2 separate regions of the Homo sapiens genome follow, and region 2 is linked to region 1. A link is an interaction called in ENCODE POLR2A ChIA-PET data of the cell type or tissue named here. Cell type or tissue: OCI-LY7. All regions are shown on one strand. Links, peaks and the distances in the headings refer to the core of each region. The heading gives the core; the rest is flanking DNA.

The links. ChIA-PET counts read pairs that join two places held together with the same protein. Peaks named below come from ENCODE experiments on the same cell type or tissue, not always from the same donor. Only the 100,000 strongest peaks of a DNase experiment are listed, where the experiment ranks them.
Region 2: POLR2A ChIA-PET joins it to region 1 with 5 read pairs; 3 of 35 experiments call an interaction of 5 or more read pairs at or near these places.

What each region holds. Positions count from the first base shown.
Region 1 is chr10:6,067,156-6,072,164 of GRCh38, forward strand. It overlaps the pseudogene RPL32P23. Among named protein-coding and RNA genes, the nearest start is that of IL2RA, 7.3 kb to the left of the region's middle. RefSeq lists a silencer at 1,466-1,555. In OCI-LY7, for the core only: a CTCF peak has its summit at 1,772; DNase peaks (open chromatin) are centred at 1,416 and 2,176; H3K4me3 peaks cover 1,616 bases; H3K27ac peaks cover 2,500 bases.
Region 2 is chr10:5,994,304-5,999,312 of GRCh38, forward strand. No RefSeq gene overlaps it. Among named protein-coding and RNA genes, the nearest start is that of IL15RA, 19 kb to the left of the region's middle. In OCI-LY7, for the core only: no CTCF peak of the experiment used is centred there; no DNase peak of the experiment used is centred there.

The DNA.
Region 1 (5,009 bases), core at 1,109-3,608:
CAGATCACCTGAGGTCAGGAGTTTGAGACCAGCCTGGCCAACATGGTGAAACCCTGTCTCTACTAAAAATACAAAAATTTGCCGGGCTTGGTGGCACATGCCTGTAATTCCAGCTACTTGGGAGGCTAAGGCAGGAGACTTGCTTGAACCTAGGAGGTGGAGATTGCAGTGAGCCAAGATCACACCGCTGCACGCCAGCCTGGGGGACAAGGGCAAAAGTCTGTCTCAAAAAAAAAAAATGCCTGTAGAACCAAGTGGCACAGATGCCCGTATGAAATGAATAACCATGAATAATTGAATGCAGAAAAAAAAAGGAAGGAGGAAGGATGGGATAAGGAAGAAGGTAGGAGAGAAGTGAACGCAGAGGGAAATGGTGAGCCCCACTTGGTGATGGGCACCATAGCTTGCTCACTTTGACTGTTGAGGACGTGTCACTCTGGAGACTACAGGCTGCCAAGAGGACCTCTGTGCTGAATCCCGTAAGGACTGTTTTCAGGGATTAAAACACTGGTGCTCTGAGGCTCACTTGGTGTGGTGGTATAACATGCAAATGAGAGGTGCCCAGGGCAAGAAAACTTGCTCTATAGAATAAAAGAAATGCTGGCCGATTAGGGAGAAGTCATGCTGAGGAGAGTGGCAGAGAAAGGACCCAGAGTGGGAAGAGCAGGGCAGCTCTGGAGAAATAATAAAGAGCTTGGAAGAAAATTTTAAAATCATTTGAAGATAAGAGTTTGCAATATGCTTTGCAATGTTAACTCTTCTCCCCAACAGCCCACAAAAATCTTGAGTAAAATTCCCATTTTGTCTTCATGCATTTTGGAGTTGAACGAGCTTTGAGGACATTTGAAACATGGAGCATGACTTCCTCTGTGAGCCAGGACTAGTGGGAAGCCTGTTTAGTCCACGAATAATGGGGTTTCTCCCATTTTCCTCCTGTTGCTGTCCTCTTGACTGGTTCATTGTTTACCAGCATATCTGCCAGGGGAGCACAAGGAAAGGAAAAGGTGAAGCTGAGCGTGGTGGCGCATGCCTATAGTCCCAGCTACTCAGGAGGCCAAGACGTTGAGGTTCGCTTGACCCCAGGAGGTCAAGGCTGCAATGAGCTATGATTGCACCACTGCACTCCAGCCAGGGCCACAGAGCAAGACCTCGCCTCTAAAAAAAAAAAAAAAAAAAAGAAAAAGGAGGGAGTGGGGGAAAGGAAAAGCTGAAACCCAGATCAAAGAATTTCACCTCTGTCACATAATCCATCAATAAACGTTGACTGCAATTAATCAAAGAATTATGCTAGAACCTGTGAGGAGAGCCAAGAAGCTAAAACATAGCCCTGCACTGAGGACGCTCACAGTCTCCTCAAAGAGGAAAAGAAATGGGCCCTCAAAAGGGGAAGTGACCGCTCACGTCTGCAGGGATCCGTTCAGCAATCAGGCCTGCCCTGCACTATACGCTGGCACCACATGAAAGCAGCCTCACTCTCTCATCTTAGACTTTCTTTTCTCTAGAGGAGTGATGTGCTGAGCTGTGGTCTCAGAGCCAAAATCCGAACAGGAGATAACCCTTTGCTTTCTGGGAGCGTGGCAGTGGAAGGACTGAAGCGGTTGCAGAGAGCCTGCTGTTTATGTACTGGATGTTCTTGTTAGGCTTAGTAGGAGGTCATTTTCCCAGGCCTGTGGTGTCCCCCAGGATTTTCTCTCCTTTATCTTGTACACACGGACCTGAAATGTCCACATGAGGTCCCACAAATTACATTTTACTTCGCTCATGCACTCTTGGGTGCACCCTTTAGTATAATTCAATTCAGTGCATATCAACGTAGGATCCAGGAATGGGGAGCTCTGCCCAGGCTCTGGGAGAAGCAAAAACAAACAAAGAAGGGTTTTTGCTCCCCAAGAGCCAGTGATCCACCTGTGGGAATTTGGATTGGAAGCAGAAAGCCCCCAGTTAATTGCAAGCACATCTGTCAAAGTGATAATCCCATCAAAAGCAAATGAACCATTGCAGGATAGCCTGGAGCACGAGGGCCTTCCATCTTTGCTTGTTAAGTGGATGGCGGTTGGATAGATGTTGCTGAGATCGGTGCCTCCCATGGCCGAGAGGCAGGCAAGACACTTCAGATTCTGCCCCAGTTGGCACTATGCAAACAGGGTTATTTCTCTCAAACTGGTATTGAAAGAATGCTGCTGCTAATTCTACGAAATCTACAGGTGCATCCTGTTATTGCGGCACTGAGTTGAATTTCTGCAGTTTGTAATTTCCACCAGATTCTACTAGACAAGGGCACAGGGGTCCCGTGGAAAACCAAAATCCACTATGAATCAAATAACCCAACTCTACTCAAATGTCTAGTTCCCAAGCCACTGTTGACTTGTGGGTTGTGCCACCCAGAAAACACTGGGAGAGAACAGTTGGTTTGTATGAATCATGAACTGAGTCCTCCGTCCCTAACAATTGAAAACTGACTTTGTTAACATTTTGTGGCTTGTGGTGACCAGTGCTGTTGGGTCCCACAGATGTTGTCAGAGGGTCCTCTTTCCATTTGAGTGGAGGACGTGTTTCCTGGGGGGATAGCAGCAAAGCTCCCTGGCCACTTCTGTCATGATTTTAGTTCAGGGATGGATAATAGAGTTTATCTCTCAAGCCAGCACTGATGAGTTACCAATGGCGGCCCAGGACAAGGATTCCAAACCCCCTTTGGAGCTCAGTGGTCTGTGGTCTTTGCAGGGAGGTGAAGGCATGCTTGTGTCACATTTTGTCTAGACGTCTGTACAGCTTTTCAGCTGGCTTCCCTCACTCAAATGTGTCTCTCCACTCCACCATTCTTACCCATTGCTTCCAGTTTAATCTTTTTTTTTTTTGACTGAGTCTTGCTCTGTCGCCCACTGGAATGCAGTGGTGCAATCTTGGCTCACTGCAACCTCTGCCTCCCAGGTTCATGTGATTCTCCTGCTTCAGCCTCCCAAGTAGCTGAGATTACAGGCACCCACCACCATGCCCGGCTAATTTTTTTTTTCAGTAGAGATGGGGCTTCACCACGTTGGCCAGGCTGATCTCAAACTCCTGACCTCAGGTGATCTGCCCACTTCGCCTCCCAAAGTGCTGGGATCACAGGCGTGAGCCACCGTGCCCAGCCCCAATTTAATCTTCTGGAAGAATACTTTTCCCTTATCTACAACGTAACATTTTAGGAGTGTCCATAATGTCTTTGAAATTAAGCCCACATTTCTTAGCCCGGTATTCAAAATCCTTCATAACCTGCCCTGGCCTATCTCTTCAGTATTAATTCTTCGCTATCCTTCATGCTGTCTTTGCCACAAAAATGTTCCCAAGCAGACCAGAGAACAAAATAAAAATCATCAACTGCTCACTGTTCCTGCAACACCGCCTCCTCTTTTCTTGGTTTCCTCTGTTAAATCCATAAGCCCAAAGCTCACTCACTCCTTAACACCCAGCTCCAGTGCTACCCTGCTGAAGGAAGTCTCACCGCATCCCTCCCTCTGGAAGTGCTCCCCCTCCTCTGGGCTGTTCCCTTATCTGCATCTTAGGAATATTGAAAGGAATCACTAGCACTGACTAGGCCCTTACTACATGGCAAGCACTGTGCTGAGAATGTTGCATGTCTCTGCCGCTGACTTCTCACAGCAATCTGGCGGGGCCGGCATGCCATCACTATTTCCATGTTACAAGTGCAGGCATTGCATCTCATTGTGGTTGTGAAACACCCACACTCACATAATTCGTCAGGAGTGGTGTCATGTCTAGGTCCCAGGTCTGTCTAACCCTTACACATGCCACAAGCCCATCACTCTCAGGGCATTTACCAATTGAAAACTGCCTTGTAGCTCTCTGGAGACACGGCTGATCATTCCAATGAGGCTCTATGCATCTTTAGAGAGAGGATATGCCTCTAGGTCGCCTTCTTATTCCTAGTGCTGAGTTCAGTACTTAGCATGGAATTAATGCTCAGTCGTTAAGCATTGAATGAATGACTGTATGCAGAACCTTTTTAGAGCTCTGGATTTGGGAAACACAGTTAATAAGGCATCAGCCTTCACTGTATTTCATCAGGCTTTTACTTTGTGGAATTGGGTTTGAGAAAAAAAAAATCACTCAGTTGTGGCCCAAGTCTAGAGTCCACAATTATGCAATATGTTATGAAGGGTTTGATGGAAACCTTCAAGTGTCCGTAGGGAGAATGGTCAGTACATTCAACCATGAATTCAAGGACTAGTATGTGATCGGCCTGCTGATGTAAATTCCTCCTCCTCCTCCCTCCTCCTTCCTCTTCCTCCACTTCCTCCTTCTTTCTTTTTTTTGTTTTTTAATTTAAAAACAAATAAAACGTGCACATGAGCAGTCTAATCCTTTTCTTTGCTGCACAGCTTGGCACTGGGATTGGTGACTCCAATGGGCAGCTGGGCCACTGTTTCCAGGATGGCTTTGCAGTTCTTGGGGGCAACATTGAGGGCAGTCTCAGCACACTGAGATGTGTTGCACCTCAGCAGGACCTCCGGCTTCTTGACGGGGTGGACCAGGAGCTTCTGGAAGCCGCTGGGCAGCATGTACTCTGCTGCTCCCATAACCTGTGCCAGGCATCAAAATTAGGCCCTTGATTCTTCTACCAACCCTGTTGTCAAGAGGAGTTGTTGATGCCTCTGCATTTCTGCCAGTTATGCTAATTTTGGGATATTGGCCTGACTGGTACTGGATGAACTTCTTGTCCTCTTTATGAGGATCTTGGTCATCATGAGGGGTCCTAGTGCAGCCACAGTGCTGAGTAGGAGAGGAAGACAAGGGGAGGCTGTGTGAAGGGCTGAGGGGACGTGGGCTCTGTCAACTTCTTCTTTTGGGAGCATCGAGTGCTCTCTGAAATGCACTCGCCTCTCCCTAAGAGCGGAAGTGGGCTGGGTGTGGGGGCTCACACCTGTAATCCCAGCACTTTGGGAAGCTAAGGCAGGAGGATTGCTTGGGACCAGGAATTTGAGACCAGCCTAGGCAACATAGTGAGACCA
Region 2 (5,009 bases), core at 1,245-3,744, 73 kb before region 1:
ACATAAAAGGATTCATATCATATAAAGTATATTATCTACACAACATAATTAAAATGAAAATCATTAATAGAATGACATCTAGAAAATTCTCAAATATTTGAAAATTCAACAAAACATTTTCAAATAATCCACAGGTCAAGGAAGAAATCACAAGGTAGAAATTTTTTTTAACTGAGTGAGATGAGAATGCATTATTTAATCTGAGGCATGCAGCTAAAGCGGTGCTTAGAGGGAAATTTATAGTATTAAATGCCTATATTAGAGAAATAGAAAAATCTCAACTCAATGATCTCAGCTTCTACCTAAAGAAAATATAAAAAGAAAAGCAAATAAAACGGAAAGTAAGCAGAATGAAGCAAATAATAAACCCAGCAGAAGCCAATGAAATTAAAACAAAATTAATAGAGAAAATTGAGGATACTAATAGCTTGTTTTGAAACAAGCATTAAAACGCACAACCCTGTAGCCAGACTTTTTATTTATTTTTAAATGAACACCAGTGCCACTTGCCAATCCCAGACTATTTTCTCAAATGACATAAGACACAAATTAAAAATAAAATGAGTTAAAGAATGGACAGAAAGCAGTTTGGGGTCCTAATGGTCATTGAAAGCAGGTTGGGCCATAGCCTTTCTCTCTTTTTATAGGTATAAAAGTGAAGGAATGATAAAATAAAACACAACAAATTACATATTTTGACAAGTTTGCAAATAACACAAATATTACATAATTTAGAAAAATAATATGTTAAAAATTAATTGTTTAACATACTTCTATAATGTTTTCAGCTGCATTTATTATTATTATTATTATTTTGAGACAGCGTCTTGCTCTGTTGCCGAGGCTGCAGTGCAATGGCATGATCTTAGCTCACTGTAACCTCTGCCTCTTGGGTTCAAGTGATTCTTGCGCCTCAGCCTCCTGAGTAGTTGGGATTACAGGCATGAGCCACTATGCATGACTAATTTTTCTTTTTTCTTTTTTTTGTATTTTTAGTAGAAATGGGATTTTGCTATGTTGGCCAGGCTGGTCTCAAACTCCTGACAACAAATGATCTGCCCACCTTGGCCTCCCAAAGTGCTGGGATTACAGGTGTGAGCCACCACACACAGCCAACAATGATTTTATAAGATCGCTTTCCATAGAGAGGTCAGAAAGATAATTTGATATTCACAGAAGCCAACCTGTGGCCATTCCAACCACATCTGACAAAAACCAGAGGCAGAGAATTTGCGACATTAATTAGTCTACTACTTCTATTGTTTCTGATATTACCATACACTAGCGTCACTGTTGAAAATAATTTTGGCATGGCCTGATACATCTCTGTCCATTACTGTAGTGATGCCCCTGGTGATTTCCCGTCCAAGAATTTAATGAAGTTTCACTCAAGTTCAGTCACATTCAATCATTCTTCCTGTGCCAGATATTGACTGTTGGTATTAAGTCCCATAGTAGTCCTTCCATATACTCTCTGTTACTGCTCAGTCTAGAAGTCTGAAAACTACATTTCCTAATCTCTCTTACCAATTAAGTCCAGGTGATTTTGTTCAATAACACAAAATTATAAGTAGGAAGAATGCAAAAGCCATTTTACTCCTGGCAACAGATTTAGAAGGATCATAGAGTTCCAGGATCCTCAACATCAGTAGGAATATCACCTCCCTGGTAGCAGAGGTGGCCGTAACAGCAGCCATAGCAGCAAGTATGTGCTCATAGGCTCTGGTAATAATACCTTTTGTAACTCAAACTCTGGGGGCAGTAGGGACTTCCTTTAGACACTGATCTGTAGGTAACCCCACCTTTTGCTCTGCTAAAAATTCCAAAACTTGTGTAACCAGTTGCCTGTATTAAATCCCCTTCTGTTTCAAATACATAGAAAGATGGGTTTTTTGTTAGTTAGTTTGTTTGTTTTTAGACAGAGTCTTGCTCTGCCCAGGCTAGAATGCAGTGGCGCAATCTTGGCTCATTGCAACCTCTGCCTCCTGGGTTCAAGCGATTCTTCTGCCTCAGTCTCCCAAGTATCCGGGATTATAGGCATGCACCACCATGCCCAGCTAATTTTTGTATTTTTAATAGAGACAGGGTTTCGCCACGTTGACCACACTGGTCTCGAACTCCTGACCTCAGGTGATCTGCCTGGCTTTGCCTCCCAAAGTGCAGGGATTACAGGCATGAGCCACCACACTCGGCCCATAGAAAGGTTTTTACCCCCTTGGCTGGATACTGATAGAAACAACTCCCAGTGCATGTTTACTAGAACAGACTTATTTATGTGCTGTGCTAGTTCTAGCCATTCCCAGAAATATTCAAGACGTGGCTTTGGGCCTGGATCACCAGTACAGATTTCTTGTGACCTCACGGTGTGTTGTAACTTGTGATGTATTTTTCCATCAGCACACCTCATTGGGATCATCTTCATATATTAGAGAAATTCTATACACATTGAGCCTCACAAAGGAAGGTGTCTGGGTATCAGATTCTCTCTTCCCAGGAAGTGCCTTTGGAAATTTACTTACTGCCTACTGAGAAGCCCTGCAAGCTGAAAGGTCAGTTCTGGAAGGGTGGCCTTTCCATTGATTAAAGGTCTTGTTACACGCTTTCCTCAGGGGCAGAGTTGCTTCACTGCTGCACATTTGCATAACGAAGGGGCCAGTACTCATAATGGGGATAAGAAGCTGTGTTTTATGGTAACGAGGAATATCCATCCCGATAGAGAAGAGATTGGGACCCAGGATTAAATAAATGTAAATTCCACCTTCCCAGATACACTGCTAAATAAGGGGAAAAAATAAATTTTGAGTTCAAAGACATTTCTTTCCACTATTCACCAACCATTGTAATCTAGAGACTTGTGTTCTAGAAGGGGAGCTTGCTAAACAGATTTCCACAAGCAGAAGCTAAATGTGATAAACGCAGATTTCAGTTTGCTGTAAAGAGAACAGTTTTGCACTAAAGTCGGGGCTGAAGAGTATCCTTGTCTCTTTAGTAATCAAATAAAAACAGTTCAGTAATTAGTGACAGACTTTGAACTTAAACAAGTTAATTAAGAACTGTGGGTTGATATGTCTGTTTTATAAGAATTATATTTAGAAAATAATTAACGTGCTTTTCTCTTTTGTCTTCCTGAGACCTCAGTCTTTATTTTTGTTGGCCTGGGGCATCTACCTGTTTTGTGGGGAGTGATGAGTTTAGGATTGTTATAGAGAAACGCAAAGAAAGGACTAAACTCTTAAAGATCATTGATTCGAAAACATATGTTAACCCTCACATTTAGCATTTCTAAGTCAGATGTGTCTTACAGCCTACAGTGTGTCACAGTTTTAGTGGTGATGCTCTTTTCCCCTTTATTTCCTAGGAGTAAATAAAATCATGGTGAATCTTATAGCAATGTAGATTTAATGAAACACTTCTGATACTCAAATAGCGTTGACGTTTTAAATTAAGATCTGCTTTACATGAGTTTTGACAAATGCAAACACCCTTTCCTCTATCAAGTCATAAGATAGTTCCTTTTCCTCAGAAAGATCCCTGGTGTCCCTTTACAGTCAATTCCTACACTACCCTCTGTCCCTGGCAAACATTGTTCTATTTTTTTTTTTTTTTTTTTGTCACAGATGAGTTTTCCTACTCTAAAGTCACAGAAACAGAATTGTATGGTGCATGATCTCTCATCTGGCCTCTTTACTCAGCATTTTGTCTTGCGCTTCTGCCTGTTGTGTGCACTCGTAGCTTGTCCCTTTGGTTGTGGAAGAGTCTTCCGTTAAATGAATATATAATTTGGGCCAGGTGTGGTGGCTCATGCCTGTAATCCCAGTACTTTGGGAGGCCAAAGCAGGCGGATCACTTGAGGTAAGGAATTCGAGACCAGTCTGATCAACATGGTGAAATCCCATCTCTACCAAAAAAAAAAAAAAAAAAGAATTAGCTGGGCATGGTGGCATGTGCCTGTAGTCCCAGCTACTCAAGAGGCTGAGGCAGAAGAATTGCTTGAACCCAGGAGGTGGAGGTTGCAGTGAGCTGAGATTGTGTCACTGCACTCCAACCTAGGCAACAGAGTGAAATAGTGTCTTAAAAAAAAAGAATATGTAATTTGTTGATGGATATTTGGGTTGTTTACTGTTTTTGGCAATAATAAATAAAGCTGTGATGAACATTTTCATACAAATATATATATATATATACATATATATACACAAATATATATATACACACACATTTTAATTTATCCTAAAACTTTTCTAGGAGAAGCATGACTGGATCATCTAGTAGGGGCATATTTAAAATAGGATTTTGAAGCAAAACAATCAATAGTCTTCTCAGCCAGGTTACTTTCTCCAGAGAGAATGGTCACTAATGTCCCTCTAGCATATCAAGGGTCAGGTTTGATGGCTAGCCCTTAGAATTCTTTTTCTTTCTTTTTTTTTTTTTTTTTTGACAGAGTCTCTGTTGCCCAGGCTGGAGTGCAGTGTTGCAATCTCGGTTCACTGCAACCTCTGCCTCCCAGGTTCCAGCGATTCTCCTGCCTCAGCCTCCCAAGTAGCTGGGATGACAGGTGTGAACCATCATGCCCAGCTAAGTTTTGTATTTTTATTAGAGATAGGGTTTTGCCATGTTGGCCAGGCTGGTCTCGAACTCCTGATCTCAAATGATCTTCCCACCTTGGCCTCCCAAAGTGCTGGGATTACAGGCAGGAACCACTGTGCCCGGCTGGTTTATTAATTTTAAATGATTAACCGTCCTTATGAGAAGTCCAGACCTCAGCATCATGCAACGTAATCACGTAACACATCTGCACATGCACCCCCAAATCTAAAATAGAAATTAAAAAATAAAATGATAACCCTGAGACATCTCTGGGCAGGGAAACTACTGGAGAAGAGGAAAGAAAAGCCTGTGAGTCCCACAGTTGTGGTTCGTGGAGGAGAGATGCCGTTTGATTCTTCTGGGTAGAGTGGGCAGACGGTCCTTGCAGGACCTGGGGGGAGACGCATATTTGAGAGTCCCGA